Linked DNA regions of Homo sapiens: region 1 is linked to region 2. The links are chromatin loops, found by intact Hi-C in ENCODE. Cell type or tissue: B cell. All regions are shown on one strand. Each heading gives the region's core, and the rest is flanking DNA. Links, peaks and the distances in the headings are about the cores only.

Evidence for each region. Hi-C counts contacts between places; a loop is a spot of excess contacts. Peaks named below come from ENCODE experiments on the same cell type or tissue, not always from the same donor. Only the 100,000 strongest peaks of a DNase experiment are listed, where the experiment ranks them.
Region 1: a loop joins it to region 2, with 21 times the contacts of the local background. A loop is called at or near these places in 2 of 110 quality-filtered maps.

Annotation. Positions count from the first base shown.
Region 1 is chr12:46,332,791-46,348,528 of GRCh38, reverse strand. No RefSeq gene overlaps it. Among named protein-coding and RNA genes, the nearest start is that of SLC38A2, 32 kb to the left of the region's middle. In B cell, for the core only: a CTCF peak has its summit at 5,832 (motif pointing left); a DNase peak (open chromatin) is centred at 5,828.
Region 2 is chr12:47,399,280-47,415,017 of GRCh38, reverse strand. LINC02156 (long intergenic non-protein coding RNA 2156) reads right to left here and starts at 10. Exons shown (of 2, transcript NR_149087.1): 1 at 1-10. In B cell, for the core only: CTCF peaks have their summits at 6,345 and 6,545; a DNase peak (open chromatin) is centred at 6,567; H3K27ac peaks cover 438 bases.

The DNA of each region.
Region 1 (15,738 bases), core at 3,470-8,469, 1.1 Mb after region 2:
GACTAAACCAGGAAGAAGTTGAATCCCTGAATAGACCAATAACAGGCTCTGAAATTGAGGCAATAATTAATAGCCTACCAACCAAAAAAAGGCCAGGACCAGATGGATTCACAGCCAAATTCAACCAGAGGTACAAGGAGGAGCTGGTACCATTCCTTCTGAAACTATTCCAATCAATAGAAAAAGAGGGAATCCTCCCTAACTCATTTTATGAGGCCAGCATCATCCTGATACCAAAGCCTGGCAGAGACACAACAAAAAAAGAATTTTAGACCAATATCCCAGATGAATATCGATGTAAAAATCCTCAAAAAAATACTGGCAAACCGAATCCAGCAGCATATCAAAAAGCTTATCCACCATGTTCAAGTGGGCTTCATCCCTGGGATGCAAGCCTGGTTCAACATATGCAAATCATTAAATGTAATCCAGCCGATAAACAGAACCAAAGACAAAAACCACATGATTATCTCAATAGATGCAGAAAAGGCCTTTGACAAAATTCAACAGCCCTTCATGGTAAAATCTCTCAATAAGTTAGGTATTGATGGGACATATCTCAAAATAATAAGAGCTATCTATGACAAACACACAGCCAATATCATACTGAATGGGCAAAAACTGGAAGCATTCCCTTTGAAAACTGGCACAAGATAGGGATGCCCTCTCTCACCACTCCTATTCAACATAGTGTTGGAAGTTCTGGCCAGGGCAATCAGGCAGGAGAAAGAAATAAATGGTATTCAATTAGGAAAAGAGGAAGTCAAACTGTCCCTGTTTGCAGACAACATGATTGTATACTTAGAAAACCCCATTGTCTCAACCCAAAATCTCCTTAAGTTGATAAGCAACTTCAGCAAAGTCTCAGGATACAAAATCAATGTGCAAAAGTCACAAGCATTCTTATATACCAATAACAGATAAACAGAGAGCCAAATCATGAGTGAACTCCCATTCACAATTGCTTCAAAGAGAATAAAATACCTAGGAATCCAACTTACAAGGGATGTGAAGGACCTCTTCAAGGAGAACTACAACCACTGCTCAGTGAAATAAAAGAGGTTACAAACAAATGGAAGAACATTCCATGCTCATGGATAGAAAGAATCAATATGAAAATGGCCATACTGCCCAAGGTAATTTATAAATTCAATGCCATCCCCAACAAGCTACCAATGACTTTTTTCACAGAATTGGAAAAAACTACTTTAAAGTTCATATGGAACCAAAAAAGAGCCTGCATTGCCAAGACAATCCTAAGCAAAAAGGACAAAGCTGGATGCATCATGCTATCTGACTTCAAACTATGCTACAGGGCTACAGTAACCAAAACAACATGGTACTGGTACCAAAACAGAGATATAGACCAATGGAACAGAATAGAGCCCTCAGAAATAATACCACACATCTACAACCATCTGATCTTTGACAAACCTGACAAAAGCAAGAAATGGGGAAAGGATTTCCATTTAATAAATGGTGCTGGGAAAACTGGCTAGCCATATGTAGAAAGCTGAAACTGGATCCCTTCCTTATGCCTTATACAAAAATTAATTCAACATGGATTAAAGACTTAAATGTTAGACCTAAAACCATAAAATCCCTAGAAGAAAACCTAGGCAATACCATTCAGGACATAGGCATGGACAAGGACTTCATGTCTAAAACAACAAAAGCAATGGCAACAAAAGACAAAATTGACAAATGGGAACTAATTCAACTAAAGAGCTTCTGCACAGCAAAAGAAACTACCATCAGAGTGAATAGGCAACCTACAGAATGGGAGAAAAATTTTGCAATCTACTCATCTGACAAAGAGCTAATATCCAGAATCTACAAAGAACTCAAACTAATTTACAAGAAAAAACAAACAACCCCATCAAAAAGTGGGTGAATTATATGAACAGACACTTCTCAAAAGAAGACATTTATGCAGCCAACAGACACATGAAAAAATGCTCATCATCACTGGCCATCAGAGAAATGCAAATCAAAACCACGATGAGATACCATCTCACACCAGTTAGAATGGTGACCATTAAAAGGTCAGGAAACAACAGGTGCTGGAGAGGATGTGGAGAAATAGGAACACTTTCTCACTGTTGGTGGGACTGTAAACTAGTTCAACCATTGTGGAAGACAGTGTGGAGATTCCTCAAGGATCTAGAACTAGAAATATCATTTGACTCAGCCATCCCATTACTGGGTATATACCCAAAGGAATGTAAATCATGCTGCTATAAAGACACATGCACACATATGTTTATTGCAGCACTATTCACAATAGCAAAGACTTGGAACCAACCCAAATGTCCAACAATGATAGACTGGCTTAAGAAAATGTGGCACATATACACCATGGAATACTAGGCAGCCATAAAAAAGGATGAGTTCATGTCCTTTGTAGGGACATGGATGAAGCTGGAAACCATCATTCTCAGCAAACTGTCACAAGGACAAAAAGCCAAACACCACATGTTCTCACTCATAGGTGGGAAATGAACAATGACAACACTTGGACACAGGAAGGGGAACATCACACACCAGGGCCTGTTGTGTGGGGAAGGGGGGGAGGGAAAGCATTAGGAGATATACCTAGTGTAAATGATGAGGTAATGGGTGCAGCACACCAACATGGCAGATGTATACATATGTAACAAACCTGCACGTTGTGTACATGTACCCTAGAACTTAAAGTATAATTTAAAAAATTTTTTTTTGTATTTTTAGTAGAGAGGGGTTTTGCCATGTCGGTCAGTCTGGTCTCGAAATCATGATTGGAGTGACCCTTCCGCCTTGGCCTCTCAGAGTGCTGGGATTACAGGTGTAAGCCACCATACCCGGCCTATTTTAAGATTTTAAATGTAATTATCCATTTAATTTATGACATACAATATTTAGAAAAAAATGCATAAAAAATAAGAAAATAAAACTCTGCATAGGGGAAATAATACATAGCAATTAGAAAAAACATGGTATTTTGGGGGAAGGGAGTATTGTGGTAAAATATATCTCACATAATATTTATCATTTTCTAATCATTCCTAAAAATATAGTTCAGTGGCATTAAATACATTCATAACGTCATGTAACTATCACCACTATCCATATTCAAAAGTTTTTCATCATCCTCAACAAAAACTCTGTACTCATTAAAGAGTAACTCCTCTTACCCCCTTCCCCTCAGCCCTGATAACCTCTATTCTGCTTTCTGTCTCTATAAATTTGTCTCTTCTAGGTACCTTTTATAAATGGGATCATGTAATATTTGTCCTTCTGTGTCCGACTTATTTCACTAAGCAGTGTTTTCCAGGTCCATCCATGTGGTAACATGTTTCAAAATTCCATTCCTTTATATGGTTGAATAATATTCCGTTGTATGTATAAGTTATAATTTGTCCATTCGTCTGTTGATGGACACTGAACTGTTTCCACTTTATTATAAACAATGCTGTTATGAACATTGGTATACAAATATCCGTTTGAGTCCCTGCTATCAATTTTTGGGATATACACCTAGGAGTGGAATTGCCGGGTCATATAGTAATTCTGTGTTTACCCTTTTGAGAAACTGCTGAACTATTTTCCATAGCCGCTGCATCATTTTGCATTACTACCAGCAAGGCACAAGGATTCCAATTTTTCCACCTCCTTGCCAGCACTTGTCTTTTTTTTTAATTATGGACATCCTAGGAGGTATGATTTAAAATAAGAACTAACTGAACCTTCCTAAATTTGATGGCATAATTCATGGAGAAGATGGATGACCTCTTTGGACATGAAAGATAAAGCTTCCTTTTTTACCCCCTATTGGGCATGGTTTGGAAAGCTGGAGAAGAGGATAAAATTAAGGAAGAATCAAAAAAGAGGTGGGGATTGTAGAGAATAAAGAGTTGAGGAGGCCAGGAGCAGTGGCTCCAGCCTGTAATCCCAGCACTTTGGGAGGCTGAGGCAGGCTGATCACCTGAGGTCAGGAGTTCAAAACCAGCCTGGCCAACATGGTGAAACCCCATCTCTACTAAAAATACAAAAATTAGCCGGGTGTGGTGGCATGTGCCTCTAATCTCAGCTACTCTGGAGGCTGAGGCAGGAGACTTGCTGGAACCAGGGAGGCAGAGGCTGCAGTGAGCCGAGATCATGCCACTGCACTTCAGTCTGGGCAACAGAGTGAGACTCCATCTCAAAAAGAAAAAAAAAAAATGACAGTTGAGGGCAGAAGTAGTAGGATGGAAGGAGAGGGCCCAGCTACACAGCAGGAAGCTGAGATACTTATTATAAGTGATACTACAAGAGGTAGCCAGAGGAAATGTTTCAGAGTATGATTGGTCAAGCAACTTTTAAGAAGAACAAACTTCAGTAATACTTTTAAAACAATTTTTAAAATTGTATTTTGTTTCCTTGAGAAAAGCAATATAAGCTCATGTATAAATTAAAAGCCCACCTTTTACTCATAATCCCCCAACCTCTAGTTCCGTTCTCCAGAGGCAACTGCTATTGGCAGTTTTTAATGTATTCTGTCAGAGATATTCTGGTTAATGCTGAATTTTATGTTGTTTGTTGTTCTGCAAGAAACCTACTGCTTGTTTCTTTTTAGGTCATTTTAATTGCTTTATGCTGGTGATGGTTGGTAAAGTTAAAGAAAAGGCCTGTGTTTCATGTTTGCAACTTGGATGCCAACTCAGCCATAGTAGGGTAGGGCACCAGGCAGAGTTGTGAGGCCCCATTACAGCCCTAGCTCCTGGATGTCATTTCTAGACACACACTGGGCCGGAAGAGAGCCTGCTGCCTTGAAGGGAAAGACTGAGTCTGGAAGAATTCATCACCTGCTGACTGTGAGCCATTGGCCTCTGAATAATCAGCAGTGGTAACCAGGTAGTACTCACTGTGGCCCATGGGTGAGACTCTGAGATGTACTGGCTTCAGGTGTGATACAGCACACTCACAGCTGTTGTGGCTACAAGAAGAGATACTTTATGTTTGAGAAAAGCAGAGAAACGATAAAGGGGACTTTGTCTTGCATCTTAGGTACCAGATAGGCCAGAGTGGAGAAAAGCACCAACTGGGGTGCTGGGGTCCCCAGTTTCAGGTGTTGGCTCTTGAATCACATTTTTGGACCTACACTGTGCCAGAGGGGAGACTACTGCCCTGAAGGGTGAGTCACAGGCCTGGCAGCATTTATTATAAGAGCGGACTAAAGACCACATGGGCCTTAAGTAAACATTGGTGGCACCATGGCAGTACTCCCTTGGGCTTGTGGTGGTGCTGGTGGACACAGGGAGAGACTCCTCTGCTTGGGGAAAGGGGAGAAAAGAGTGGAAGGGACCTTGTCTTGTAGTTTCAGTGCCAGCTTAGCCACAGTAGAATAGAGCATCAGGTAGATTTCTAAGGTTTTTGACTGTAGGTTCTGGCTCCTGGACAACATCTCTGGACCCACCCAGGGCCCAGGGGGAACTTGCTGCACTGCAGAGAAGGACATAAGACTTGTTGGCTTCACCACCTACTGATTGTAGAGCCTTGGGGCCTTGAGCAAATATAGGTGGTAGTCAGGTTGTGATTACAGTGGGCCTTGGGCAAGATCCAGCACTGTGCTGGCTTCAGTTCTGACTCAGCACAGTCCCAGTAGTAGAGGCCACAGGGGTGCTTGTGTTACTACAACCACTCCTAGTTCCAGGCAGCTCAGCATAGACAGAGGGAGACTCTGGGAGAAAGCAAGGGAAGAGAACAAGAGTCTCTGCCTGGTAATCCAGATAATCATTGCAGATCTTATCCAAGACCACTACGCAGTACCTCTACTAGGCTACAAGAATTATAGCATTACTGGGCTTGGAGTGCCCCCTAATGCAGATATGGCTGCAGTGACCAAAAACTTAGATCACAGTGCCCAATTCGCTTCAAATATCTGGAAAGCCTTCCCAAGAAGGACGGGTACAGACAAGTCCAGAATGAAAAGACTACAATAAATACACAACTCTTCAATGCCCAGACACTGACAAACATCCATAAGCACCAAGACCATCCCGAAAAACATGACCTCACCAAGCAAACTAAATAAGGCACCCAGGGGCAATACCAGAGAGACAGATATACATGACCTTTCAGACAGAGAATTCATAGTAGCTACTTTGAGGACACTCAAAGAAATTCAAGATAATGCAGAGAAGGAATTCATAATCTTATCAAATAAATTTAATAAAGAAATAGAATAAGTTTTTAAAATCAAGAAGAAACTCTGGAGTTGAAAAATGCAACTGACATACTCAAGAATACACCAGAGTCTCTTAATTGCAGGATTGATCAAGCAGAAGAAAGAATTAGTTAGCTTGAAGACAGCCTATTTGAAAATACAAAGTCAGAAGAGAAAAAAGAAAAAAGAATAAAGCACATTTACAAGATCTAGAAACTAGCCTCAAAAGGGCAAATCTAATAGTTATTGGCCTTACTGAGGAGGTTGATAGATAAAGGCAGAAAATTTATTCAAAGGGAAAAGAACAGAGGTATTCCCAAGCCTAGAGAAAGATATCAATATCCGAGTACAAGAAGGTTATAGAACACCAAGGATCTTTAACCCAAGGAAAACTACGTCAACGCATTTAATAATTCAACTCCCAAAAGTCACGGACAAAGAAAGGATCCTAAAAGCATCAACAGAAAGGAAATATATAGCATGCAATGGAGCTCCAATACATCTGGCAGCAGACTTTTCAGTAGAACACTTACAGGCCAGGAGAGAGTGGCAGGACATATTGAAAGTACTGAAGGAGGAAAAAACTTTTATCCTACAAAAGAATAGCCAGCAAAAACATCCTTCAAACAAGAAAGAGAAATAAAGCCTTTCCCAAACAAAAGCTGAGAGATTTTATCAACACCAGACCTGTCCTACAAGAAATGCTAAAGCAAGTACTTCAATCTGAAAGAAAAGGACATTAATGACCAGTAAGAAATCATCTGAAGATACAAAACTCACTGGTAATAGTAAGTATAGAGAAAAACACAGACTACTAAAACACTGTAATTGTAGTATATAAACTACTCATATCTTAAGTAGAAAGACAAAAAGAAGAACTGATCACAATAATAACTATAACTTTTTAAGACCTAGTACAGTAAGATATAAATAGAAAAGACAAAGAGTTAAAAGGTGGTAAGACAAAGTTGAAGGAGAGAGTTTTTATTAGTTTTCCTTTTGCTTGCTTGTTAGTTTCTTTGTTTATGCAATCAATGTTAAGTTTTCATCGGTTTAAAATAATGGGTTATATATATTATTTGTAAGCCTCATGGTAATCTCAAATATAAAAACATACAAGAGATGCACAAAAATAAAAAAACAATCTACAAATTCAATGCAATTCCCATCAAAATACAACCATCATTCTTCACAGAACTAGAAAAAACAATTCTAAAATCCATATGAAACCAAAAAACAGCCCACATAGCCAAAGCAAGATTAAGCAAAAAGAGGAAATCTGGAGGCATCACATTACCAGATTTCAAACTATACTATAAGACCACAGTCACCAAAACAGTATGGTACTGGTATAAAAATAAGCACCTAGACCAATGGAACAGAATAGAGAACCCAGAAATAAAGCCAAATACTTACAGCCAACTGATCCTTGACAAAGCAAACAAAAATGTAAAGTGGGGAAAGGACACCCTATTCAACACATGATGCTGGGATAATTGGCAAGCCACACGTAGGAGAATAAAACTGGATCCTCATCTCTCACCTTAAACAAAAATCAACTCAAGATGGATCAAGGACTTAAATCTAAGACCTGAGACTATAAAAATTATTGAAGATAACATTGGAAAAACCCTTCTAGACATTGGCTTAGGCAAAGATTTCATGACCAAAAAAACAAATGCAAACAAAACAGAACAAAACAAAACAAAAGCAAAGATAAATAGGTGGGACTTAATTAAACTAAAGAGCTTTTGCACAGCAAAAGGAACAGTCAGCAGAGTAAACAGACAACTCACAGAGCGGGAGGAAATCTTCACAATCTATACATCTGACAAAAGACTAATATCCAGAATCTACAAGGAAGTCAAACAAATCAGTAAGAAAAAAACAAAATCCCATCAAAAAGTGGGCTAAGACGCGAATAAACAATTCTCAAAAGAAGATATACAAATGGCCAACAAACATATGAAAAAATGCTCCACATCACTAATGATTAAGGAAATGCAAATCAAAATCACAAAGTGATACCACCTTAATCCCACAAGAATAGCAATAATCAAAAAATCAAAAAATAATAGATGTTGGAATGGATGTGGTGAAAAGGGAACATTTCTACACTGCTGGTGGAAATGTAAACTAGTACAACAACTATGGGAAAGAGTGTGGAGATTCCTTAAAGAACTAAAAACAGAATTACCATTTGATCCAGTAATCCCATTATTGGGTATTCTACCCAGAGGAAAAGAAGTCATTATACGAAAAAGATACTTGCACACACATGTTTATAGCAGCACAGTTCACAACTGCAAAAATATGGAACCAGTGCAAATGCCCATCAATCAATGAGTGAATAACTAAACTATGGTATAGATATATACACACCATATATATATGTATATATGCATACACACCATATATATATATATAATGGAATACTACTCAGCCATAAAAGGGAATGAATCAATGGCATTTGCAGTAACCTGGATGGGAATGGAGACTATTATTCTAAGTGAAGCAACTCAGAAATGGAAAAACAAACATCGTATGTTCTCACTTCACATGTGGGAGCCAATATATGATGATGCAAAGGCATAAGAATGATACAATGGACTTTGGGGACTGGTTAGGGGAAGGGGGGAAGGGGGTGAGAGACAAAAGACTACAAATTGGGTTCACGGTATACTGCTCGAGTGATGGGTGCACCAAAATCTCACAAATCACCACTGAAGAATTTATTCATATAACCAAATACCACTCATTCCCCCCAAAACCTATGGAAATAACAAATAAAAAAATAAAAATAAAATACACAAAAGACACACATGAAAATAAAGGGATGGAAAAAGATATTCCATGCAAATGGAAACCAAAAAAATACAGAAGTAGCTATACTTACATAAAACAAAACAGATTTTAAGACAAAAACTATAAAAACAGACAAAGATGATCATTATACAATGACAAAGGGGTCAATTCAGCAAGAGGGTGTACAACTGTAAATACATATACACCCAATACTGGAGCACTCAGATATATGAACCAAATATTATTAGAGAGAGATAGACCCCAATACAGGAATAGCTGGAGACATCAATAACCCCCTTTCAGCACTGGACAGATCTTACAGACAGGAAATTAATAAAGAAACATCAGACTTAATCTGAACTATACACCAAATGGACCTAATCCATATTCACAGACATTTCATCCAATAGCTGCAGAATACACATTCTTCTCCTCAGCATATGGATCATTCTAAATGATACACCATATGTTTGGTCACAGAAGATTCTTAAAAAGTTCAAAAAATTGAAATAATATCAAATATCTTCTCTAACCACAGTGGAATAAAACTAAGACTCAATAACAAGAGGAATTTTGGAAACTATACAAACACATGGAAATTAAACAATATACTCTTGAATGAACAGTGGGTCAATGAAGAAATTAATTTTAAAAATTAATATTTCTTGAAACAAATGACACTGGAAACACAACATACCAAAATCTGTGGAATACAGCAAAATTAGTACTAAGAGGGAAGTTTTTAACTATAAGTGCCTACATCAAAAAAGAAGAAAAAAACTGGAAATAAATAAACTAACGATCCATTTTAAATAACTAGAAGAGTGGACCTGGAGTGGTGGCTCATGCCTGTACTCCCAGCACTTTGGGAGGCCAAGGTGGGTGGTTAACATGAGGTCAGGAGTTCAAGACCAGCCCTGGCCAACATGGTGAAACCCTGTCTCTACTAAAAATACAAAAAAATTAGCCAGGTGTGGTGGTGCACACCTGTAATCCTAGCTACTCAGGAGGCTGAGGAACGAGAATCTCTTGAACTCGGGAGGCAGAGGTTGCAGTGAGCCGAAATTGCACCACTGCACTCCAGCCTGGGCCTCAGAGCAAGACTCAGTCTCAGAAAAAAAAAAAAAAAAAAAAAAGAACTAGAAGAGCAAGAGCAAATCAAATCCAAAGTTGGTAGCAGAAAAGAAATAATAAAAATCAGAGCAGAAATAACTAATTTGAAAAGAATGATACAAAAGATCAATAAAACAAAAAGTTTTTTTTTTTGAAGACATAAACAGAACTGACAAACTTTGGCCAGACTAAGAAAAAGAGAGAGAAGACCCAAATAAATAAAATCAGCGATGAAAAAGGAAACATTACAACTGATATTGCAGAAATTCAAAGGATCATTAGAGGCTACTATGAGCAATTATATGCCAATAAGATGGAAAACCTAGAAGAAATGATTTTTTTTTTTAATGGAGTCTTGCTCTTGTCGCCCAGGCTAGAGTGCAGTGGCGTGATCTTGGCTCACTGCAACCTCCACCTCCTGGGTTCAAGCGATTCTCCTGCTTCAGCCTCTGGAGTAGCTGGGATTACAGGCAACCACCACCACGCCTGGCTAATTTTTTTTTGTATTTTTAGTAGAGATGGGGTTTCATCATGTCAGCCAGGCTGGTCTCAAACTCCTGACCTCAGATGATATGCCTGCCTCGGCCTCCCAAAGTGCTGGGATTACAGGAGTGAGTCACCACGCCTGGCCAGAAATAGATAAATTTTTAAGCAAGATTGAGCCACAAAGAAATCAAAAACCCAAACAGATCAATAACAAGTAACAAGATGAAAGTTGCAGTAAAAAGTGTCCCAGCAAAGCAAAGCCCGGGACCCAATGGCTCCACTGCTGAATTTTATCAAACATTTAAAGAAAAACTAATACTAATCCTACTAAAACTATTCTAAAAAATGGTGGGGGAGGTAATATAGCCAAACTTATTCTATGAGGCCAGTATTACCCTGATACCAAAACCAGACCAAGATATATCAAAAAAAGAAAACTACAAGCCAATATCTCTGATGAATATTGATGCATAAATCCTCAACAAAATACTAGCAAACAGAATTCAACAATACTTAAAAAGATTATTCATCATGACTAAGTGAGATTTATTCCATAGTTACAAGAATGGTTCAACATATCCAAATCAATCAATATGATACATCCTGTCAACAGAATGAATAACAAAAACCGTATGATCATTTCAACTGATGCCAAAAAAGCATTTGATGAAGTTGAATATCCCTTCATGTAAAAACCCTTTAAAAAACTGGGTATAAAAGGAACATACTTCAACATAATAAAAGCCATATACCACACACCTACAGGTAGTATCATACTGAATTGGAAAAACTGAAAGACTTTCCTCTAGGATCTGGATCATGACAAGAATGGCCATCTTCACTACTGTTGTTCAACATAGTACTGGAAGTCCTAGCTGGAGCCATTAGACAAGAGAAAGAAAGGGCATCTAAATTGGAAAGGAAGAAATCAAATTATCCTTGTTTGCAGATGATATGATTTTATATTTGGAAAAGCATAAAAACTCCACCAAAAAAACGATTAGAACTGACAAAGAAATTCACTGAAATTGCAGGATACAAAATTAACATATGAAAATCAGTAGCGTTTCTATATGCCAATAGAGAGCAATCTGACAAAGAAATTAAGAAAGTTATCACATTTATAATAGCTACAAATAAAATGGAATACCTAGGAATTACGGAAAGAAGTGAAAGATCTCTACAAGGAAAACTATAAAACAATGGTGAAATCATTGAAGAGGATACAAAAAAAATTTAAAAAATACTTCATGCTCATGGATTGGAAGAATCAATATTGTTAAAATGTTCATACTACCCAAAGCAATTTACAGATTCAATGCAATCTTAATCAACCTACCAATGACATTGTTCACAGAAATAGAAAAAATAGTCCTAATAGATACACGGAATCACAAAAGAGCAGAAAACCAAAGTTATTGTGAGCAAAAAGAATAAAACTGGAGGAATCACATTACCTGACTTCAAATTGTACTACAGAGCTATAGTTACCCAAACAGCATGAAACTGGCATAAAAACAGATACATAGAGCAATGGAACAGAATCCAGAATCCAGAAACAAATCCATACATCTACAATGAACTCATTTTCAACAAAGGTGCTGAGAACATACACTGGGGGAAAGACAGTCTTTTCAATAAATGGTGTTGGGAAAACTGGATATTCATATGCAGAAGAATGAAACAATTCCTATCTCTTGCTATATACAAAAATCAAATCAAAATGGATTAAAGACTTAAATCCAAGACCTCAAACTATTAAACTACTAAAAGAAAACATTGGAGAAACTCTCCAGGACATTAACAGTGGGTAAAGATTTCTTGAGTGATACCCCACAGCCAAGCAAAAATGGACAAATAGGATCACGCCAAGCTGAAAAGCTTCGGCACAGCAAAGGAAGCAATCCACAAAGTGAAGAGACAGCCCACAGAATGGGAGAAAATATTTGCAAGCTATTCATCTGACAAGGGATTAATAACCAGAATATATGAGGAATTCAAACAATTCTGTAGGAAAATGGAAACATTTAATAATCTTATTTTAAAATGGGCAAAATATCTGAATAGACTTTTTTCTTTTCTTGGAGACAGAGTTTTGCTCTTGTTGCCCAGGCTGGAGTACAATGGCGTGATCTCAGCTGACTACAACCTCTGCCTCCCAGGTTCAAGCAATTCTCCAGTGTCAGCCTCCCAAGCAGCTGGGATTACAGGCATGCACCACCACATCCAGCTAAATTTTTGTATTTTTAGTAGATACAGGGTTTCACCATGTTGGCCAGACTGGTCTCGAACTCCTGACCTCAGGTGATCCATCCGTCTCAGCCTCCCAAAGTGCTGGGAATACAGGCATGAGCCACTGCACCCGGCCCTGAATAGACATTTTTCAAAAGAAGATACATAAATGGTAAACACATATAAAAGGCGCTCAACATCATTCATTATCAAAGAAATGCAAGTCAAAACTACAATGAAATATTATCTCACCCCAGTTACAATGGTTTATCCAAAAGACAAGCAACTGTGAAAGCTGGTGAGGATGTGGATAAAAGGGAACCCTTGTATGCCATTGGTGGGAATGTAAATTAGTATAACCATTATGGAGAACAGTGTAGAGGTTCTTTAAAAACTAAAAATAGAGCTACCATATGATCCAGCAATCCCACTGCTAGGTACATACCCAAAAGAAAGGAAATCGGTATATTGAAGAGATATCTGCACTCCCATGTTTATTGTAGCACTATTCACAATAGCCAAGATTTGGAAGCAACCTAAGTGTCCATCAACAAATGAATGGATAAAGAAAACATGATATATATACACAAGGGAGTACTATTCAGTCATGAAGAAGAAGGAGATCCTGTCATTTGCGACAACATGGATGGAACTGGAGGTCATTATGTTGAGTGAAATAAGCAAGGCACAGAAAGAAGAATACCAAATGTTCTCACTTATTTGTGGGAGCTAAAAAATTAAAACAGTATAACTCATGGAAATACAGAGTAGAATGATGGCTACCAGAAGCTGGGAAGGGTAGGGGGGTGGTGGGGGGAATTGCGGATGGTTAACGGGTACAAAAATTGTTAGAAAGAATGAATAATATCTAGTATTTGATAGCACAACAGGATGACTGTAGTCAATAATTATTTAACTGTACATTTTAAAGTAACTAAAATAATATAACTGGATTGTTTATAACACAAAGGATAAATGCTTGAGGTAACAGATACCCCATTTACCCTGAGGTGATTATTACACATTGCATGTGCCTGTATCAAAATATCCCATATACCTCATGAATATATATACCTACTATGTACCCACAAAAATTTAAAATTAAAGAACTCACACTCTGGTGAGGCTAACAGATAAGTGGGCCATCAACTACCATACAGTGTGATAGAAGCTGCAGTAGAGAGAAGCATAGGGTTCCCAGGGAATGTGAAAGAGGGTTAGCTAACTCAACAAGAGTGTCTGGAGAGGCAGCCCGCAGAGGTGTCTGAGCTGACAATCTGATGTGCTATATATCTTCTTCCCAGAACAATCCAAATACACTACATTTTGCATATACTTTTATAATTGGATTCCAGGCTGCAAAATCCTGCACTAGTAATAAAATACATCTTGCTGCAGTACTTGGAAAATCATCAAAAGGGTTTTTAAAAGGAGGCTGACAATAAGAGATTCATATTTAGAAATATCTCTGGAGCAGCCTATATTATATGCTCAATAAATATTTATTAAATGAAAGAGTGAATTAATCTCCAAAACTAAATGATAAATAGTTAAATCGATACTTCATGCCTTGTCTCCACTTTCAAAATTTTAATGTGCAAATGAATTCTATAGGCATTGGTGCAAGTGGAGAAGAGCATTCCTGGACTACCTGAAGTCACAGTCATATGGCAGCACAATGTATCAAAGATTAATGCATCAAACGTCGATGAGTCTTTTTACGTATGTATGTGAGTAGTTTAACGAGTATGGATACACTTCTTCCACTGGTTCTGCTTAGAGGAAAGCTTAGATGACTTTGTGATGGAATGAAATAAAAGAAAATAAATAACCTGTATTGGAGGCAGTTTAGTTATTGATATCTAGTTAATAATATAAGGTACACCTGGCAGCATGCACTTTGCTTACCTGAGGCATTTGATCTTACTATGTATATCAGACAGTATAAGTTATGCTGTGTAACAAAACACTCCAAATCTCAGTGGCTTAACACAATTAAGGTTTCTTTCTCCTTCATGTGATATATCCAATGTGTGACAATAGGGTGGACCCAGGCTTACTGAAGCTCCATCTCAGCTCATGCTTACCACTTTAGAAAAAGGAAGAGAATGAGGTGAATTGTGCACTGGTTCTTAAAATTTCTCTTGCAAAATACACGCATATCTTCTGCTTGCATTTCATTGGCAATGAGATAAGTCGTATGGTCTTATACAATGTACCTGAGAACTGTGATCCCAACATGTGGCAGGAAGCAGGGAGAACCAGAGTATTTGTTGAAAATCACTGATGACATCACAGTCCACCTTTCTAGTCACCAAATATTTGGTTCCCTCTCCCACCTGCACTTAAAATACACTCTTCCCGAGGGAGACAACCCAAAAGTCTCCTCTTCAGTATTAAACTTAAATTCTAGCTCCCCTAGGAGATGTGTGGTATTCTCTGCATCGTGGGCTGACACCCCATTATGTCTACATAACGTCTGGATGGCACGCCTTTTGCTCCAAGTCCAACAAGCTAAAAAGACAAGTTATCAGCCCTCAATATATCATACAGTAGTGGATCAGGGTAGGATACGTGCCCTAAATGCTGCCATTTGGAAGTCAGGGTCTGTAGCAATTCTAAAGCCCTCTTGGGCCAACCTTAGAAGGACTTCCTACACTGAAGAGGGATAAATTCCTTTATTAGGCTCCAATTCTGCCCCCTCCACCACAAGGGATTCCTCAATCCACCTATCTCCACAGCCCTTGCATGTACCTTTTGTAAGATTCTTCTTTTTCTGATATCGTGTTTGGCCTCATCAGAAGTGGGAATTAATGAATATCTTCTTTAGAGGTTAGAAAGATATCTTAGCCCACTTCCTACACAGAAAGTTGGGGCTAAGGCTTGTGTAAAATTCTGTGCAGTCAGCTTCTTTTTTT
Region 2 (15,738 bases), core at 3,526-8,525:
TTAAAATTAATCCACAGAAAGATAGAAAGAGGAAATGACACTCTGACAATAGCAGGTCTTCATGATGTTCTTTCCCCCATAATTTACTCCAAGTGAAGGTAGAAACCAGGACACAGAACTTTTGTCACAGATGGAAAAAGAAAAAGGGATGCCAGTCATTTTGTTCTAATTCATTTGCATTAAAAAAAAAAATCCTTCCCTCCTGGTTTCCATAGCTACTCCACCCCCTCAGTCTTCATTTGTAACTTGTCTGAGGGACAGGTCAGGGACTAGTGGCACCGGTGCCTTCTCACCCCCACCACAGAAGAGGGTGTCAGAATCACATGCCCTGCATGATGCTAATCACCCCAGCGCCCCCGACAACAGCAAAGCAAACCCAAACAGAACCCTCTCAACCTAAACAATCTTCCTTTCCCCTTTTAACTCTGAAGCTCTTATAAAAAACAGATATTTCAAGGATGTCCTTTAAGCTAAATACAAACTAGAACATTGAGGTAAAACACAATTATCTGCCCTAAAGTAAAAATATAGATTTTTAATATTTCCAATAAATATATTTCAAATCACCAGTTTGAGGTGTGGAATAAGTTCATATTTATTTTAGTGTTGAAACCATAGTAAGTGGAAAAAAAAAACCCTCTAGGTTGACAAGAAGACCAATCTTTCTCCTAGGATTTCCCTCCCCAGTTGATTTCTAGGGACCCTCAAGTCCATCCTGGTGGTTTTTGGTCACCACCACCCAGGAACACATTCTCTGGTCCTCACTTCATCTTCTCACACCTTCCTGAAATTGTTCCTGAAGACTGTTTTCTTTCCCATGACTATTCATTCCAAGTGTCAGTAGCCTTCCCTCTCTTAATGTTCTCAAAATAGAAAGAAAGGGATCCAGGCAGGGATATTAACAACTCTTTACTGAATGTCCAGGAATGTTCATTCTTGAGAACCTCAGGCCCTGAGTAGAACCTCAGGGTCTATGCCAAGTTCCTGACAAGCTCACATGGCATGGGATGATCTCATCCCCTACTAGGGAGAAACCTCTGGAGCCAGGGCCCTAAACCCCTCTGCTCCTTGTAAACAGAAATGTAAAGGTGTAATGAGCAAACACATGCAAAGACCTTTGCACACCTGGTACATAGTGCTTAATAAGAGATAACTGCTACAATAAAGATTAGGAGCTAGAAAAAGGCAAAATTTGCCTTTGGTTGTCATTGCTTCTTCTTTCTTTGATTCCCTTCCTTCCTTCATCTCTCTGCACCACAATATATCTAATTTTTAGCCCCTCAGTGCCTAAAGTCCCCTAGGTACTGCCCCAGTAGCTTTCAACTTCTGCTCAGTTAAAAACATCAATCCCATGTCTCTTTTTTGTCAGGTCTTTAATATAATGTGACAGTAGTTGACACCAGTTCCTCAAAGGAATGGTTCAGAACCACATAAGAACCTTGAAAATAGGGAATTTCTGTCTTTTTGCAAACAGAATGGTATCAATGTAAGTTTCAATTATTAAGGTGTTCGGGAAAGGTCGGAAGTCTCTCTTGGCCTTTCTGATTGTGCCACTTAAGCAGGTGATTGCCTGTTTTATTGTTTCCAAATAACTTGCCACAGGATATCCATTTAGCTGGTCCAAGGAAGAAGATTCATATTTCCCTGACTTGTAGAAATATGTGTTGAAGTTTGGAGGAAGAAAAGGGCTTGCCCTGGAGAGTTAACCACTGATCTGTGGAATAAACTTTAATTTTCTTCAAATAAAGGAAGCAGCTTTTATCTTCCACAGAAAACTCCATCTCTTAGTCTGGCATCGCAGCAAATTTCCTAGGCTAAATAGAGCATTGCCAGAGCTTCATAGTAGATCCTTGGGAACATTTACATAGTGTAAACCTAATTCCCATACAAGGACCGTGTGGTCTATAGTGTAGGGAAGCTGGTGTGGCAGTGGGATGGCAATAGTGGTGGTGGTGGTGGTGGAGTGTGTATGTGTGCGTGTGTGTGTATGCACCTGTCAGAGATGGAAAGCAGAGTGAAATAAATGAGTCAGTTCATTACATCTTAAAGTTTATGGAGCTCTCCAATTTAGCTCTAAAAAGAAACCCCAGAAGAAACAAAGGCAACCTTATTTTGTTGGATCTTATTACAACCATTTTCAGCCAAATAGAGCTTGTTTCACTTTGATTTTACAGGAAATAAACTTAGCATCCCATAGAGCTTAGTGATTGTGGAGTGCTACTGTCATAAGAATTAACCATCTGCTGAATATGTAGGCAAGAGTTGTTACTGTCTAGATTTGAAGATAGATCTTTCCATGGATTCAGATGATTTCAGAAAAATTTTTATAATGAGAATTAACTCTAAATGAGCCATCTGCCAGTGGTCTCTGGTCCAAACTAGAGCTGCCTCAGCCACACTGATCAAATACCTCTGAGTAGAAAGGATCCTTGGTCAGCCACACCAACTGGATGTGTGCTCTGAGTGCTTGTTAGTTTGTGTTTCTAATCCTACATGAGTTGTGGTTTGTCAGCAGTTTACATATTAATATTAACAAAAGGGAAAAGACTAAATTATTGTTTACAGATTATCTTATTTTACAATGAGAAAACCTAAAACATTAATTAAGAGGTCAGAATAAAGTGGCTAGATACATTAAAATCAGCATGTAAAACTGTGATGAGGAAAATGGTGCATCCCAGCTTGGCTGTGATAAGATCTTAATGACAGGACACTGTCAGCCAATGCCCAGAGACAGCCTGGCATGTAAGCCCCCTGAGAAGCTCTCAAGGTTTTGAGGAGAATCCATAAGCAGTTAAATTCTGTCCTTTGATAACCCCTCATTAGCCTTCCTAGCAGCAGACTGTCTAGACTGACTTCTTTGCTGGACATGAACCAATAAGTTTACCCAGAAAAATGTGCAAACAAAATTCATTCTCCCTGACTACTTTCAGTTTTTCTGTCTTCTTTCTCCTACAAATTCTGGTTTTTGCCTTCTTTTCTTGACCACAGTCTACTGATTTTTTCTTCCTTGTATGAGTAAATATGCATGCATATGACAAACTAAAGATTATGCTATATCAATAATCATTTGGAAAATAATTTTAAAAAGAGATCACATTGTAAAAATGAATCCATCAAAATCTAAAACCCCCACCTGGCATGAATTTCAATAAAAGGTCTTTTTAAAAAATGTATATGGCTGTGTTTTTATTGCTATGTGACAACCCACCCCAAAACTTAGCAGCTTAAAACAACCACTATTTTATTTGTTCCTGAGTCTTGGGTTGGTTGGGACTCAGCTGGGTGATTCTCCTGCTGGGGGTTGCTCATGCTGTTGCACTTAGGTGGTGGATGGGGCCACAGCATTCAAGATGGCTACATTCATGCGTCTGGAACCTTGGCAAGGACAGCTGGAAGGCTAGAACACCTCCCCCGTCCTCCCCTGCCAGCCTTGCTTTCTTTGTCTCCATGTCACTTTCTCAGTACAACTAACTTGGACTTTGCATAATGGGAAAGCCTTCATGTGTGAGCACTTTTCAATCCTCTGCATGCATCACGCTTGCTACTATCTCATTAGCCAAAGTCAGTGTGGGCAGGGCCTATACAAGAGTGTGAATATAGAAGGCAAGATGTTTTGAGGATCACCAAGGTAAAAGTCCACCACAATGGCCCTCTCTGCTCATCCTCCAGTGGCATCACTGTATTCTGTAATTGCTAGTTTATTATCAGACTGTAAGTGCTGTGAGTTACAATCTTATTTTAGTATCCTCAGAGCCTAGCATGGTACCTGGTCAGCACGGAAATATGCATTGAATGAATGAATGAAGGAGTAAACATGTTGAGTAACCTACTTCCATAATTGCTGGTAGAGCTTGTGACATCAATTCTTACCTTGTTTTCCCTAATTCCTGCACTGCCTCCCTCCTGTGCCAGGTGTGAGGTGTCAAAACATACAGAAAGAAATGCATTCAGCTGAGCTCTGCCTGCTTTTGTCACAGCTTTACAAGTCTCTGGGTCATGTCTCTCTTCACTGCTTTTAGGGAACATTTGAATCCTGCAAGATACTTGGCGTGGAGTGGTTTTGTATAGCAATTTTTTAAGTAAGGCGGATTTAGAAAAGAAGCCTAACATTAACCCCAGACTTCATGGAAAAATGTGAGTAGTTAGAGAAGAAAAGCACAGAGAGGGTGTATGGTCCAGGATGAGCCTGGCTGAGAGGACCAGCCATGCTGGAAAGAATACAAAGAATACAGTGCCATCACTAACAGAAGATAAAACATTTCTTACAAGATGCAGTTGTACTCAGAAGAAGCCTGGTGAGCCCAGACAAGCAAACTCTCTTTAAGTATATTATTCTGTTCTTTTGAAAGGTTGCTATGATTTAGTTGAAAAGATGTGCAGGCTCAGCTCTGAGTGTTAGCTTTGAAATTTCATTATTTGCTCTTGTGATGTGGGCTGGCATTTTCCTTCTCATGGGCTGTGAAATAACAGGGTTAGGCCACATCTGCAGGTCTCACTCTGTGCTCCTTATGCCTGCAACCCAGGGAAATGTCTGGGTAGGGTGAGGGGGCTCCCTGACTTTAACCAGATCACCTCTGCTTTCATCTTTTTTTTACCTATGTTTTCTCTTATGTTCTGCCTAAGACCTTGTTTGAACAAAGAGTTCTGGTCCTAAAACACATATTATTTAAAAAAAATTCTTTCATCTCTAGAATTCTATGGCTTTTCTCAAATCCACAGACTCCCTTGAATGTTCAATTATATAGTTTCATTTTATCTTTCTTCTGGGAAGAGAAAAAAATAGGTAAATAAGTTGTGTTAGAAAAGCAATCCCTGGCTTTATATTTTGTTTTGTGTTTATTTTGACATCCATAACAATGGTTAGGAGGGTGTCCAGAATACCATTTCTTTTGATGGTCTCAAGGATGGAAGGGCAGTTTACGAACATCCCTTTCTAAGCCCTATGTAGCTGCTTTCCAAATTATTACCGATTTTGGAACCCTTGGAGTCTGAAGACTAAGTATGCTATTTGTGTTTTGTATTCTCACACAGTCTTTGCTTCCTGGGCTTATTAAGTAGAAGATTTTTGGTGTTAGCAGGGCAGTCTTTTGAAGCTCTGTCCCATTTGCTGATTGTCAGAATTGTCTCTTGGCTGTGGTGCATGAATATGCTTTCATTCATTCATGAGCAAACTCCTGCTATGTGCCAGGCATTGTTCTAGGCACTGGGGAAACAGCTGTGAATGGAACAGACCTCCTGCGCTCGTGGATTTACAGTCTGCAAGCATGAGCAGGAGAGGGAGACAAAGAAAAAAGTAAATAAATCAGACACTTCCAGGTAATGGTAAGTGCTATAAAGAAGATGAACAGCAAAATAAAGGAAAGAGAATGAATGGTATGGTTGTAGACTCTCTGAAGAGGTGGTATTTTGGCAGAAAAAAATGAGAATGTATCAATCATTCAAAAAGCTGGGGCATGGAAGAGTGTGGGGGCGGAGAATGTTCTAGAAAAGGAGAGCAACAGGTGTGAAGCCTGGAGATGAAACAGAACTTTATATTTTGAGGAACAAAAAGAAAGCTGGGATGACTGGGCACTACTGAAGGAGGAAAATAAAATGGCAGGACATGAAGTTGGAGGGAGGTCAGATCATGGAGGGCCTGGAAGGACACAGAAAGGAGTTTGGATCTTGTTGCAAGTACAGTGCTATTTAGAGGCTCGTTGGTTGCTGAGTGAAGAATGACTCTATGCCATTGCCCTATTTTATCTTCTTAATAGCACCCATCATAATCTGGAATTAACTTACCTGTTAATGTGTTTACCTGTTTATTGCCTTTCCCTTCCACCCCGACACCAACAGAATGTAAATTCCTAACGTGACAGTTTTGCCTATCCTATACACCGAAGTGTCTAAAACATTGTAGGTACTAAAAAATCATTTAGAGAAGGAATGAATGAATGTACTTGTTCATTTAGACAGATAAGCCTGAGAGAGGCAGGTGTGGTATATGAGAGGGTGACGAAGTAGAAACTAATAAAATATTTGCTAATATTTTTCTAGTTGTACCTGGGGCCAAAGAGACTGTATGATTTTCTGCACACTCCTCACCCACCCCCATATTACATACAGGTGCAATGTGATTACAGTGAACTTGAAGTCCACCCTGGGGTGTGAGGATATATGTGTATATGTATACACTATATATCACCTCAAACTGTGATGAAATGTGGGGAGGGAAGACATTTGAGGCTGGACAGATCTGGGTCCAAATTCCTCTTCTGGCTTTTGCCTGACATATGATTTTGAGCAAGTTATTTTAAAACCTCAACCCTGACAGCATGACTCTCTCATGTGTGTTTTCTATGAGGCAGTTACTCTGCTCTGTGCTTCTCTTCCCAATGTGAGAAGAAAATGGCCTGCCCTGGTGACTGGGAAGGGTGATATGGCAATTATAGGGATGGGGGGCAGCTGTAAGATGGTGCACTTGTGTTTGGCACCAGCTAAATTGCCCAGCTCTGTCCTACCTGCTGCACCTTGAGCCACTGCACATCCACAAAAGCATCCTAGAGAGGGCACTGCAGAGCCACAGAACCTGTGGGTTTCACTTCCTGAAAAAACAAAACCAGGAAACGATAACAAATACCTTGAGTGCTCACTATGTGCCAGGGATTGTTCTAACCATTACTCATATTGACCAACTCAATTATTTATCCTAAGGACCTACTTTACAGGTGAGGAAACTAGTTACATACAGGGCACATGGGTAATGAGTAGCAGTGCCAGGAGTCGAACCTAAGTAGTTTCATTCCAGAGCCTGAGCTCTTGACACTCCCTGTGGCATGACAGGTGGTTCAAAATGCTGGTAAAATGAGTCTGTATCCATGGCTGTGGTCTCAGTGGTGAAGTAGTGTCCCTTGCACTCCCACAGGGCCCTTTCTTGGACCAGGCTTCTAGCCAATCATACCTGTGTCCTATGGCTTAATGTCGCATGGCCTAGTGGCTGCAGAATGGCCTCAGTCTGTGACACATTGAGTTTATATTCTTCTTTCAGATAAGAGAAAAATCTCATGGCCTCTAGTGACTGGTATGTGTCCCAGTTCTTTTCCCTCCTCCTCTGCATGATGGCAGGGGCACGGTCTTCCTCAGAACACCTGTGCTGACATCATATACCAGCATTTTTTCAGTTGCTGTCTTATTTTATCTCCTATGTAAGCTGCATTCCTGCTGCACACACACAGTGTCTAGCATATAGTGGGTGTGCAATGCACACTAAATGAATAGGAAAAAGGATAATTTCAGATAGTGATGAAGAACCATTATAGAAATCGAACTCCTGCCTTCTGCAAGTCCAGGATCTGTGCCAAGTGAAAGAGCTGACGTTACGCCATTGGCACAAACAGAGAACCATATTAAAGTGCAATGGCAAATTTAAACATTAAAGCATGAGAAGTATTTTTGTTACTGCACCTTGCCAAATGGAACTGAAGCAGATTTTGATATAAAAATTGACAGGAAGCAAAAGTGGAATGGATAAAAATAGAAAAGAAATTACCAAGCCTTGAAAGGAAGTACACAAGATGAAAATGGAATTAAATCCACCTTGACTGGAGGAGATTATATTTTAAAAAATGAATAAATTGACAGCAAATTAACATGTAGTACATCTACAATCTGCCTTTAAGGAATAACAAAAGATATTTTTATTATCTCAATGCAGAAATTTTGGTTGATTTTTTTTTTCCATTACTTCCTGAAATGAGAGGTTTAGTTTTATATAGAACTAAGTGTTATGCTTTGCCCAACTGCTTGGGTGCACACGGAGGAGTCTGTATTGTGTTTCTCTCTGGATGCAAGTATTTTCTTGGATGGAATTTTCTGTGAACTTGAGATTGTGTGATTGCCTAGAGATTGGGGCATGTCTCTCTCTCTCTCTCTCTCTCTCTCTGTGTGTGTGTGTGTGTGTGTGTGTGTGTGTGTGTGTGTGTGTGTTGGGGGGTGGGTATTTGAGGGCATGCAAGATGAAACATTCCAGAGTTGAAATCCTTAGGAGAAGTCCAATATGGCAAAAGCGGAGCCCAACTAGAAAACTGAAGCCCTGAAGACTCTTTCCTGAAGCTTTGTGTCACAGTTACATGACCCTGGGTAAATCACATTTTCTCTGGGTCTCAGTTTCACTATTTATAAAATAGAGATAATAATTTCTACTTTTCCTACCCGTTAATGAGGATCTAATTTGATAATGGACCTGAAAGTACTTTGAAGACATTTGCTATGATCCTAATGCAAGGAATTATTGTTATAATTTTTTTTCTAAGCAATGAGGTTATTGTTGTGTAACTCTAAGATTGCGAGGGGATTTCTTTGAAAAGCAGAGGAGAAGCAGTATATGATAATTCCTTATGTTTATATAGTTGTTCGTCATTTTTAAGATCCACAATCTATATTCACTACCAGATTTGTCCAATAATCCTGCAAGATAGGCAGCTCTTTGGGCAGATGGAGAAAGACTGAAGGAATTGCACAGGGTGTCCCAGCTCTTGCATGGAGGAGCCAGCACTAGAACCCACACAATCCACAGTGGCCCAAAAAGTCACCATGCTGGAGTTGCCTGCATTCTTCACAGGTGTGTGTGTGTGTGTGTGTGTAAATAACATCTGATTAATAAGAACACACAAGAAATTGAAGTCTTTGTCTCAAGCTTTCCTCTCCAAATCTTGCTCTTATGGACATAATATGCCATTTGGTTTGAGCCTTGGAGGCAGTTGTTAATAAATATGTGCTGTACAGATCCCGGTGCTGGCTGCTACAGAGACACTGGTGAAGAGGGCATTGATTTGGTCTTTGGGAAACTTCTGGTCTACAGGATAAGACAGACATGTAAACAGGGAAGGGCATCGTGTGATGAATATTATGCCTGAGGTGAGATGACTCTGTGAGGCATCCAAGAGAGGCCCTGCTACTACTCTTTGTGGGCTCGAGGAGGCCTCCAGAAAGAAGAGGTGTCTAAGGTGAGACATGAGGATGAGCAGGAGTTAAGAGGGTCAAGGAGGAAAATGTATCAGGCAGAGGCAGTGGCAGTTTCGAAAGCCTGGAAGGGAAAAAAGCAGAATATTTGGGAGACAAAGTGTTTCCAAAAGGCTGAGGCACAGAGTGTCTACATACTGTGATGGAAATATTGGGGTGATGGGCCAGGCGCGGTGGCTCACACCTGTAATCCCAGCACTTTGGGAGGCCGAGAAGGGCGGATCACGAGGTCAGGAGATCGAGACCATCCTGGCTAACACGGGGAATCCCCGTCTCTACTAAAAATACCAAAAAAAAAATTAGCCGGGCATGGTGGCGGGCGCCTGTAGTCCCAGCTACTCAGGAGGCTGAGGCAGGAGAATGGCGTGAACCCGGGATGCGGAGCTGAGCTGAGATCGCGCCACTGCACTCCAGCCTGGGGGACAGAGCGAGACTCCGCCTCAAAAAAAAAAAAAAAGAAAAAAGAAAATGGGGTGATGAAAATGTTCTCACACTGGCGTGTGGTGATATGGGCACAACTCTACATTTACTTAAAAACAGCACAACTCTACATTTACCTAAAAAAATCATAGAATGTGGCCGGGTGTGGTGGCTCAAGCCTGTAATCCCAGCACGTTGGGAGGCCGAGGCGTGCGGATCACAAGGTCAGGAAATCGAGACCATCCTGGCTAACACGCTGAAACCCAGTCTCTACTAAAAATCCAAAAAAAAAAAAAAAAAAAAAAAAATATATATATATATATATATATATATATATATATATATATATATATATATATATATATAAAATTAGCCGGGCGTGGTGGTGGGTACCTGTAGTCCCAGCTACTCGGGAGGCTGAGGCAGGAGAACGGCATGAACCTGGGAGGCGGAGCTTGCAGTGAGCCGAGATGGCGCCACTGCACTCCAGCCTGGGCGACAGGGCGAGACTCCGTCTAAAAAAAAAAAAAAATCATAGAATGTGAATTACCTCAATAAAGGTAATCTATGAAGGAGCGGGTAATAGGAGCAGAGTAGCCGCTGGTGAGAAATGAGACCAATGACACAAGCTGGGGTCTTGGGGAACCTCGATCGGTTTTATCAGAAGAGTGGCATGGTCAGATTTATCCTAAAGAAGGAGTACTCTGGAAGTGCATGGAGAAAGAAGAGAAGAAATTCAGTTAGCAGATAAGGAGGCCAGTGGTCCATGCAAAAAAGAATGATGGGTCTGGACTTGGGTGATGGCAGTGGAATGGGGAGGTGAAGGAGAGTGAGAAGCAAAGGATGGCACCAGGACCTTCCATCCATGCATGTGGAACAGTTGCATATTTGAAAACACCTCAACAATTGATTGACTTTTTTCATCAAACATGATAATTACATGAAGCTACATTTCCCTGGAGGCTGCTTTATTTTTCTCCCATCTAAACCAGGGAGCAGAGACACATGGATGGGGCTGTGACTGCCTTTGTTTCCTCTCTTTGCCCCTTGAGGAGATGAATTTACTCCTATGTTCCTTTTTCCACCTTTCGGCCACTGTATTTCTCCTCTCTTACAGTCCTCCAGTTCTTAAGCTGTAGTAACTTAAGTCAAAGCATTATTGATTAATTATGTTCCCACTTTAAATATGATTTGTGCTAAAAAAAAAAACTGAAAAGGAATGAAAACACATGTCCATGCAAAGACTTGTCCATGAATGTTCATGGAGCAGTATTATTCAGAACTAGAAACTACCCAAATGTCCATCGACAAGTGAATGGATAAATAAAATATGGTATGTTCATTCAATAAAAAGGAAAAACTCCCAATACATGCTATGACATAGACACATCTTCAAAACAGTATGTTAAGTGAAAGACATCAGATGTAAAATACCACACATTGCATGATTCTATGTACATGAAATGTCCAGAAAAGCGAAGTCTATAAAGACAGAAAGTAAGTCAGTGGTTGCCTGGGGTTGGAGGTGAGAATGGCACTAGACTACAAATGGACATGAGGGGTGTATTGGGGTGATGAAATTGTTTGAACACTGGCATGTGGTGATATATACATAGCTCTAAATTTACTAAAAATAAAGTCATGGAATGGAAATTACTTTAATAAAGCTGTGAAAGAAGGAAAGAAAGAAAAGAAAGAAGGAAAGAAAAAGAAAGAAAAAAAGAAAGAAAGAAAGAGAAAGAAAGGAAGGAAGGAAGAAAGGGGAGAGAGAAGAAAAGAGAGAGAGAGAAGAATTCTGAAGGAAAGGATGATAGTATAGACGTGCATTTGAAAGGGCCAGTTATTGCTGGGCAGTGTCAGAGAGGAGGGGCTGGAGCCTACAATATCACTTTCTCATAGGCATGAAGAAGCCAGGGGTCTAGGCTAGCTTCAAAGCACTTTGAGGAACAAGGTCAGTTTCTCAGGGTATGTCAAGTTCTGAGCCAGACTTGAAGTTGGAGGGCCATGGGATAGATGGCTTGTCCTATCGACTGTGGTCAGTGGATGTCTCTGAAATAGCAGGCAGGCAAGCTAGGGGTCCAACTGTGTATCACAAGGTGCCCCACTCTGGACTGGACTCAGGAGGATTGTCTAGTCCTCAGGGATGGATACTGTCAAAAACAAGGCACAGCTCTGGCCTCAGGTTTCCTTTAAAGAGAAGACCAGACTCTGAGCTGAAGAAGAGTTACCAAGACAGAAACCCAGCTATAAGAATTGGAACCTCAGGGAGCACTGAACTCAGAGAGGTCATCAGAACAGGCTTCTAGAATCAGGGCATCCATGAATCCTCATCAGCCCTGGGCCTAGGTAGAGGGGTGTGTCTGGGCATGGAGATGGCAGGTGGCAATGATTAGAATCAGGATGCAAAGGTTGAGTCTTATATTAGTAATCACACTGGGCCCAGACTGAGGCTGGTGCACTTCATGCTCTGCCTGGGTTCTGGACAAAATTAGGAGTTCTAAATGCCCACATTTCTCCCACACCTGCCATGTGTAATTCAAAATATAAACAACATGAAGCTCTATAATAACTGTATGAAAGACCAACAAAAATCTTATTTGTTCTCATGATGACCTCATCAGAGCTTTAAAAAATATATATCGGGAAAGTTCTAACTTCCCCTTAACCCACGTTCTTTATCTCCTTCCCTGTTATGTGTTATCACCTTCTTACATACCATATAAGGTGTTTTAAATTTTGTTTATTGTCTGTCTTCCCTTATTAAAATCTAAGGGTATAAATTCTCTGCTGTGTCTCTAGCAACTAGAACCATGCCTGACAGTAATGCTCCAAATGAATCAAGCATAAATTCTTTCCCTCCTTTATTTCTCTGCTCTGTAGATGTTCTAAGTGTCACTAGGCTGCTGGTTGGGTGATCTAGCACAGCCTCAGCCTCAGGTCTCAGTGGGTTCCAGGGACAGGTGGTAGGTCCCACATTTGCCAGGAATGGAGATCTGATGGGTACTGATTGGGGATTTGAGGGATGCTGTGTGGGCAAGGACCAAGACTGAGTCTGACAAAACTCATGGTGGGATTTCCATATCTGAGACAGGATGGTAGTGGACACTTTAAATTGGGCCTTTTCTAATTGTACCCTGAAGTCAACTGCTTCTGTCCTTTTCAAGTTGTACCCTGAAGTCAACTGCTTAGTGTGCCTGCTAGCATCAGGGCCAGCAAACCTGGTTTCATTTTTTTTTATTAATTTCAACTTTTATTTTAGATTCAAGGGGGAAATGTGCAGATTTGTTACATGGGTATATTGCACAATGCTAAGGTTTGGGGTATGATTGATCCTGTCACACAGGTACTGAGCATAGTACCAATAGTTATTGAATCCTTGCCCCACTCCCTTCCTCCTCACTCTAGTAGTCCCCAGTATCTATTGCTGTCATATTTACGTCCCTGAGTACCCAATGCTTATTTAGCTCACACTTGTGGGAATTTGTGATATTTGTTGTTTTTATTCCTGTGTTAATTTGCTTAGGATAATGGCCTCCAGCTATGTCTATGTTGCTGCAAAGGACATTCAGTCTTTTTATGGCTGTATAGTATACCATGGTGTATGTGTACCACATTTTTATTATCCAGTACACCATTGCTGGGCACCTAGGTTGATTCCATGTCTTTACTATTGTGAATAATGCTGTGATGAACATATGAATGCATGTGTCTTTTTGGTAGAATGATTTATTTTTCTTTGGGGATATACCCAATAATGGGATTGCTAGGTCAAATGGTAATTCACTTTTAAGTTCTTTGAAAGACCACCAAACTGCTTTCCACCGTGGCTGAATTAATTTACATTCCTACCAACAGAGTGTGAGCATTCCCTTATTTTCTCAGCCTCGCTGACATTTGTTGTTTTTGACTTTTTACTAACAGCCACTCTGACTGGTGTGAGATGGTATCGTATTATGGCTTTAATTCGCATTTATCTAATGATTAGTGATGTTGTATCAGTCCATTTTCATACTGCTATAAACAACTGCCTAAGACTGGGTAATTTATAAAGGAAAGAGGTTTAATTGACTCACAGTTCAGCATGGCTGGGGATGCCCCAGGAAACTTACAATCATGATGGAAGGCAAAGGGGAAGCAAGGCATCTTCTTCAAAAGGCAGTAGAAAGGAGAAGTGCTGAGTGAAGGGGGAGGAGCCCTTTATAAAGCCATCAGATTTCATGAGAACTCACTGTCACGAGAACAGCATGGGGGAAACCACCCCCATGATTCAATTATCTCCACGTGTTCTCTCCCTTGACGTGTGGGGATTATAGGGATTACAATTCAAGATGAGATTTGGGTAGGGACACAAAGCCCAACCATATCAGATGTGGACCATTTTTTCATGCTTGTTGGCCACTTGTATGTCTTCCTTTGAGAAGTGTCTGTTCATGTCTTTCTGAATGGGGTTATTTGGTTTTTGTTTGTTCAATTGTTTAAGTTCCTTATAGATTCTGGATATTAGACCTTTGTCAAATGCATAGTTTGCAAATATTTTCTCCCATCCTGTAGGTTGTCTGTTTACTCTGTTGATAGTTTCTTTTGCTCTGCAGAAGGTCTTTAGTTTAATTGGGTTCCACTTGTCAATTTTTGTTTTTGTTGCAATTGGTTTTGAGGACATAGTCATAAATTCTTTCCAAGGCCAATGTTCAGAATGATATTTCCTAGGTCTTTTTCTAGAATCCTTATAGTTTGAAGTCTTATATTTAAATCTTTAATCAATCTTGAGTTAATTTTTGTATATGGTGAGAGGTAGGAGTCCAGTTTCATTCTTCTGCATATGGCTAGCCAGCTATCCAAGCACCATTTACTGAATAGGAAGTCTTTTACCCGTTGCTTATTTTTGTCAGCTTTGTCAAAGAACAGATGGCTGTAGATGGTGGCTTTATTTCTGAGTTCCCTAATCTTTTTCATTGATTTATGCATCTGTTTTTGTACCAATACCATGCTGTTTTAGTTACTGTTGCCTAACCTTGTAGTATAGTTTGAAATCAGGTAATATGATATCTCTGGCTTTATTAGTTTTGCTTTGCTTTGGCCAGTCAGGCTTTTTGGGGATTCCATATGAATTTTAGAACAGCTTTTTTCTACTTCTGTGAGTAATGACCTTGGTAGTTTGATAGAAATAGCATTGAATCTGTAGATTGCTTTGGGCAGTGTGGCTACTTTAATAGCCACGAGCAAGGAATGAGTAAGAAATGTTTCTCATTTGTTTGTGTCAACTATGATTTATTTTAGTAGCATTTTGTACTTCTCCTTGTAGAACTCTTTCACTTCTTTGGTTAGATGTATTCCTAGGTATTTTAGGGTTTTTTTTTTGGCTACTGTAAATGAAATTACATTCTCAATTTGTCTCTCAGTTTGAATATTATTGGTGTATAGAAATGCTACCAATTTTGTACATTGATTTTGTATCCTGAAACTTTACTGAAGTTGTTTATAAGTTCCAGAGCCCTTTTGGCAGAATCTTTAGGGTTTTCTAGGTGTAGAATCATATCATCAGCAAAGAGAGATAGCTTGACTTCTTCTTTTACTATTTGGATGTCTTTTTTTTTTTTATCTTACCTGATTGTTCTGGCTAGCACTTCTGGTGCTATTTTGAATAGCAGTGAGGAGAGTAGGCATCTTTGTCATGTTCTTTTTCTCAAGGGAAATGCTTCCAGTTTTTTCCCATTCAGTATGATATTGACTGTGGGTTTGTGATAGATGGCTCTTATTATTTTGAGGCATGTTCCTTCAATGCCTAGTTTGTTAAGGGCTTTTACGATTAAAGGATGTTAGCTTTTATCAAAAGCTTTCTCCATGTCTATTGAGATGATCATACGGCTTTTGTTTTTAATTCTGTTTATATGGTGAATCACATTTATTGATTTGCACAGCTGAACCAACCTTGCATCCCACGAATGAAGCCTACTTGATCATTGTGAATTAGTTTTTTGATGTGCTGTTAGATTTGGTTTTGTTGGATTTGGTTAAAGTTATTTTTGTCTATGTTCATCAGGGACATTGGCCTGTAGTTTTCTTTTTTTCATTGTGTCTTTGCCAGGTTTTGGTATCAGGGTGATGACGGCTTCACAGAATGAGTTAGGGAGGCATCCTCCTCCTTGTTTTCTTGGAATAGTTTCAGTAGAATTGGTACCACCTCTTCTTTGTACATCTGGCAGAATTCACCCAACTGTGAATCCATCTGGTCTGGGGCTTTTTTTGTGACTGATTCAATTTTGGAACTTCACATTGATCTGTCCAGTGTTTCAACTTCTTCCTGATTCAATCTTG